2 separate regions of the Homo sapiens genome follow, and region 2 is linked to region 1. A link is an interaction called in ENCODE POLR2A ChIA-PET data of the cell type or tissue named here. Cell type or tissue: Panc1. All regions are shown on one strand. Links, peaks and the distances in the headings refer to the core of each region. The heading gives the core; the rest is flanking DNA. Region 1 overlaps WSB2 (WD repeat and SOCS box containing 2). Region 2 overlaps FBXO21 (F-box protein 21).

What was found. ChIA-PET counts read pairs that join two places held together with the same protein. Peaks named below come from ENCODE experiments on the same cell type or tissue, not always from the same donor. Only the 100,000 strongest peaks of a DNase experiment are listed, where the experiment ranks them.
Region 2: POLR2A ChIA-PET joins it to region 1 with 5 read pairs; 2 of 35 experiments call an interaction of 5 or more read pairs at or near these places.

What each region holds. Positions count from the first base shown.
Region 1 is chr12:118,051,264-118,054,176 of GRCh38, reverse strand. WSB2 (WD repeat and SOCS box containing 2) reads left to right here. Exons shown (of 9, transcript NM_018639.5): 2 at 1,699-1,867. Among named protein-coding and RNA genes, the nearest start is that of WSB2, 8.5 kb to the left of the region's middle. RefSeq lists an enhancer at 1,104-2,303. In Panc1, for the core only: no CTCF peak of the experiment used is centred there; a DNase peak (open chromatin) is centred at 1,486; H3K4me3 peaks cover 1,093 bases; H3K27ac peaks cover 2,500 bases.
Region 2 is chr12:117,173,635-117,176,547 of GRCh38, reverse strand. It overlaps FBXO21 (F-box protein 21), which reads left to right. Exons shown (of 12, transcript NM_015002.3): 5 at 1,751-1,897; 6 at 2,207-2,343. Among named protein-coding and RNA genes, the nearest start is that of FBXO21, 15 kb to the left of the region's middle. In Panc1, for the core only: no CTCF peak of the experiment used is centred there; no DNase peak of the experiment used is centred there.

The DNA of each region.
Region 1 (2,913 bases), core at 207-2,706:
TGGTCTTAAACTCCTGTCCTCAAGTGATCTGCCTGCCTTGGCCTCCCAAAGTGCTGGGATTACAGATGTGAGCCACTGCACCTGGCAAAAATATTTTATAAATATACACATATGCATCTCTACCATCTGTTTTATTGAATCCAAGATACCATGGATTGTATTATCATCATGTATAACTGAGAAAAAAATACTACCTATTTAACTATGAAAAGTCATTGATTATAAGATACATCCTGATTTCAGCGAGGTCAAAATGTAAGATATATAAAGATGTGTCTTAAAATATATGAAATACGGGTTTTAAAAATGAATATCTATCTGGTAACAGCCAGGGTCAAAGTCTTCCACATTCCACATTCCTTGTGTGGAATGGACACATCAGGAAGTGACCTTATTCAGGATGGAAGCCAGTTTTTATATTAGTAAGTATCACAGTCATAATGGTCAAAAAATTCATTCTGAAGGCCTTTAACTTATAAGCTTCATCAGCCATGAGAATCTTCCATCAGAGTAGAGAACTGAACTAGGAACTGTGGGTCAGTCAATGAAGAAGCTCCAATCTGGTGCCTACTCTTTCACAAGATGGTGTGCTAGGTCCTGGGAGAAACAAAGACAAAATGATCTGGGTGTTGGAACAAGGTGCTTAGACACTGATGACGAGGGCGGGGGGCAGAGAGAAATTGGTTACATAAGAGAGAATGAAATAAACAAGGTGCGACTTATTTCCGTTTTGATAGTGTGAGATCAGGGTACGCTTCTTAGTTGTGAATCTAGGTGGGATTATTACTTTTTTCTTTCTTTCTTGTTACTTTGAGAAGCTAGGGATTCTCATAAGCAAAAGTGGGTCCAGGTGTGAACGTAAATAAGCCCCTTGCATGTCAAGGAGATTTTGTGGCCAGAGTGTGGCCTGCAGGGAGGGGACAAGGGAAGGAGGTTGGACCGATGGGCTGGGGCAGATGGCATGTGGTGAAAGTCCTGGTCTCAGTTGCCTTTATGATGTAGGCAGGCGGGAGCTTTCTAATGTATTTGAAAGAAATGATGTGATGTGTGGGTATTTCAGCTTTAGCAGCATCTCTAGGGGTAGGAAGACTGATCAGGAGACTGTAGCAAAAGATCTGGGTGAGATGAGATGAAGGTTTAACCCCAGACAGAGGACGTGGAAGCGGGAGAGATGGGGAGATGGAATCCATACTTCTGAGTGTGAGGAAGCAGGGCAAGGGCTGAACGTTTTTAGCCTTGATGATGGGGAGGATGCAGGCGAGTGAGAGGGAGCCTTTGAGTTTCACATATTCCTTCTTTGACAGCAGCAGGTTCTTCTGAAGAAACCTGAAATGCATTGGAAGGCCTTGCTATTTTGGCCCCATAATCAGCACCGTCTAGCATATTCCTGGTCTGGCTGTCTCTCCACTTTCCTCCCCTTCAAGTATTCATAGGAAAATGAGGCCTCCATTCACTGGGTTCATGGGCACAAAGGTTACTGTGAGTCATGGTTAACCAGCAGTGAGGAGTGCCAGGATTGAGTAACCGTGGTGGAATGTGGCCTGTGGCTGCTGTTATTGCCCTGGGTCATTTAAGTGACAACTCCCTCTGGGAATGGATAGTGTGGCTCTTTGCCACAGGGAGACAGTGGCTTTCCTGTGTCTGGGTGGTCAGGGAGCAAGGGGGTGTGTGTTTGAAGCATGTTGTCTCCTGCCCCAGAGGAACCGCTGCTGCTGGCCGAACTCAAGCCCGGGCGCCCCCACCAGTTTGATTGGAAGTCCAGCTGTGAAACCTGGAGCGTCGCCTTCTCCCCAGATGGCTCCTGGTTTGCTTGGTCTCAAGGACACTGCATCGTCAAACTGATCCCCTGGCCGTTGGAGGAGCAGTTGTAAGTATTCTCGTACTGGGGCCCCATCCGGCGCATTTCCAAACACTCCTTGTTCTTTTGCCATCTCTGTGCCCAAGAACCAGAGAGAGGGAAGGTGGCTCATGGTTCAGGAATTGATCATGGGGGTTTCCAGAGCCCCAAGTTCTGTATATGTGAAAGTCAATTCTGTCAAGATTATGTTAGCCCCAAGTTGGCTTTTTTTCCCATAGCTTTATTGAGATGTAATTTATATACCACACAGTTTGTCCATTTAAGTATACAATACAGTGGCTTTTAGTCTATCCACAGAGTTGTGCATCCATCACCATCATCAGTCTTACTTTATTTATTTATTTTTTGAGACAGTCTCCCTCTGTCTCCTAGGCTGGAGTGCAATGGCGCAATCTTGGCTCACTACAACCTCTGCCTCCTGGGTTCAAGCGATTCTCCTGCCTCAGCCTCCTGAGTAGCTGGGATTACAGGCACACACCACCACGCCTGGCTAAGTTTTGTATTATTAGTAGAGACGAGGTTTCGCCATGTTGGCCAGGCTGGTCTCAAACTCCTGACCTCAAGTGATTCACCCACCTCGGCCTCCCGAAGTGCTGGGATTACACATTTCTCCCATGAGCCACTGTGCCTGGCACATAATCAATTTTAGAATATCTTTATTTCCTCAGAAAGAAACCCTGTACCCCTTAATTTAGATCCCCCAACCCCCCTGCACTCTCCAGGCAACCACTAATCTACTTTGTCTCTCTAGATTGGCCTATTCTAGACATTTCCTATTAATGGAGTCATACAACACGTAGCCTTTTTTGACTAGCTCCTTTCATTTTACATAATGTTTTCACAGTTCATCCGTATTCTAGCATATACTAGTATTTCATTTCCTTTTATTGCATCATATGGAGATGCCAAATTTTGTTCGTACATTTATCAGTTGATGGACATTGGGTTGTTTTCATGTTTTGGTTATTACAAATAGTGCTGCTATGAACATTTATAGAAAACCTGTGTTTTCTATGTTTAACTATTTGAGGAGGTGTCAGACTGTTTTCCAGAGT
Region 2 (2,913 bases), core at 251-2,750, 880 kb after region 1:
CCACTGCATGTGAAACCTGCAATGTGGACAACTGATTTCCCTTTTATATTTAACCTCTACCTGCTTTTCAATGCCCTGCATAATCTGGTCCAGACCTTTGCTCCGTACTCTCCAGGATGTCCCATTTGCTCCAGCCAGGCCATTGTCTAGACTGGTGCCCCACAAATACACCTGGCTTCACTTCCTCATTCATGATATCCCTCCTTCTCATAATCCCTCTTGAAAATCCTACTCCCCCTCCATAATTCAGCTCAAGCCTCACTTCCATTAAATTTCCACTGACTACTTGGAGATTTTACTCACCTCAGAGCTACAGTAGCATTTAATAGTAAGCTGTCTTGCATTTTTTCTGTTTCCTGTGTATACATTTGTTTCTGTAACTAGTCCCTAAGCTTCCCGTGTTGTGGTCCTTGTGTTAGGATCACTGTATACCTCACAATGCTTAGTGTAAATGTTTATCAAGTGTATGAAAACCTAGTATCATCCAAAAGGAAATGAAACATCTGTTTCAGTTGATTAAAATAAATTCTCACTGCTAGAATCCCCTCATTTGTATACTGGAGTTGAGAAGCATCCTATCTTCTGTTTATTTCACAGTTAAGAATAGTATATTTTTTTGTAGCTTATGTATGAAAACAAATACTCCTTTTTCATTTTCTAAATACAAAGTTATAATTTTCAAAGAACTTCCACATCAGTGTCATAAGCATTGAGAAGCCATTGGAAGTTGTTTAGTAGTTGAGTGAATGACAGTTGGCTCTCCAAGTTTCTGATCCTTGGTGACTGACTGGAATAATGCTGATGCCATCGAAGAAGTCTGGGAATCATAGCATTAGGAAGGAACGGACTTCAGAAATGTGCAGCATAAACTGCTTCAGCTTCCAGGTAGGGAAGCTGGGGCCCTCGGAGGCCGAGGAGACAGTCCCTGGCTGGTGGCAACACTGGGACTGGGGTCGAGGTGTCTTGACACCCGTTCAACTGCTTTGAGCTCTGGAGCATTGGTAAGGGAGTCCAGGTTCTGAGCTGGTCTGAGATCTCTTTAATTTAAGGTGACTCGAGAGCTTCCCACATAACGGTGTCCTTACCCAAATGATGCTGTTAGCCCTTCAGTCTCTGCTTCCAAAATTACCTAAGACTGTGAAGAGGAGTGATTCTTAAGAGACTGTCTGCAGTGTGCTCTGCACAGCTTTTCAGCTGTAGGTTCCCCGAGCATAACTGTTTATCTCATTGGAAAGTGGGGTTAGCTCCAGAATCCATTTACTGTTCACCCTTGAGATGTGTAATTTGTTGAAATGGCACATCTGTCATGGAGGGCTTTCAAGTTGTTTTTTTTTGTTGTTTTGTTTTTTTAAAGGAACTGCCTTATACCATTAAGTTTTCAGAGTTGTTGGATTTGGAACCTATAACAGCTAGGGAGAGAGAAGTAGCTTGAAAAGATCTCCTTGATGTCATTTACTTCTCTTTGTAATAGAACATGAAACTGCGCCATATACCACGCAGTTTTTTAGTCCATGACTTCTGAGAGAAGTTTGATTTATGTATTTTTTTTTTTAAAGTTAAAGCTACTTTGTTATGAAAATGTTTGTTGCTCCTTCTCAGTGTGTTAGCAGCAAGGTCCATGGCCAAAACATGAAGCTTGTCCAGTGGGATGGTGTAAAGAGCCATGTCCCAGGATGTCCAGGGTAAAATTGCAAACTAATAAGAAAAGGGTAACGTGAGAATTTATTCGGTAATTCTTGTTCATTTTCAGGTGCTGTATATATTGACCAGTACTGCAATCCTCTCTCCGACATCAGCCTCAAAGACATCCAGGCCCAAATTGACAGCATCGTGGAGCTTGTTTGCAAAACCCTTCGGGGCATAAACAGTCGCCACCCCAGCTTGGCCTTCAAGGCAGGTGTGGCATTGCTTTGGATCCAGCTGTATTTATGAAAGAAAATCTAGAGGAATTGGTTAATTTGAGAGATTTGTTAGTGTGCTGCCATTATGTCATGAAAAAGTGATAAAATGACGTGACCACGTGTTTACCTGGTTGAAGTGTTGAACCTAAAACACTTCAAATACATACTGCCTTCTGCTTCCTAGATTGGCAACACTTGATTAATATTGTTAGGCCATTGCCAATGTCTTCATGTTGTGAGTTGTTTGGGGCACCTGTCACAACCTTTTTTGTGCTTGGGTCCCAGAGTAGATCTCTGTGTTTCAGGTGAATCATCCATGATAATGGAAATAGAACTCCAGAGCCAGGTGCTGGATGCCATGAACTATGTCCTTTACGACCAACTGAAGTTCAAGGGGAATCGAATGGATTACTATAATGCCCTCAACTTATATATGCATCAGGTAAATATAGGTACAGTAATATATGGGTATAGTAATATAGGTATAGTAACTTTTTTTTTCTGTTTTTAGAGACAGGGTCTCGCTCTGTTGCTCAGGCTGGAATGCAGTGGCGCGATCATAGCTTACCGCAACCTCAAACTCCTGGGCTCAGGCGATCTTGCCGCCGCACCCTCCTGAGTAGCTAGGACTACATGCCACCACACCCGGCTAATTTTTTATTTTTTGTAGAAATGAGGTCTTGCTATGTTGCCCAGCCTGGTCTCAAACTCCTGGCCTCAAGTGATCCTCCTGCCTTGGCCTCCCAAAGCGCTGGGATTATAGGTGTGAGCCACTGTGCCCATCCTATATGTATTTTTTTAAGCTTCTCTCTGATGGACCGTACATTCTTGAAGGTCAGTACTATGCCTTCCATCTCTGAGTGCTCGATGAAACTTATTTTTCCTTCTGCTGTAAGGATATTGTTGTGGAGTTTATCTGTTTCCTCATGGAGTATCCTCCATATGCAAACCCTTGAGATAAATTTTTGACTAAAAATAGATATTTCTCTGACTCTGTTTGGTCAGTTTGTAT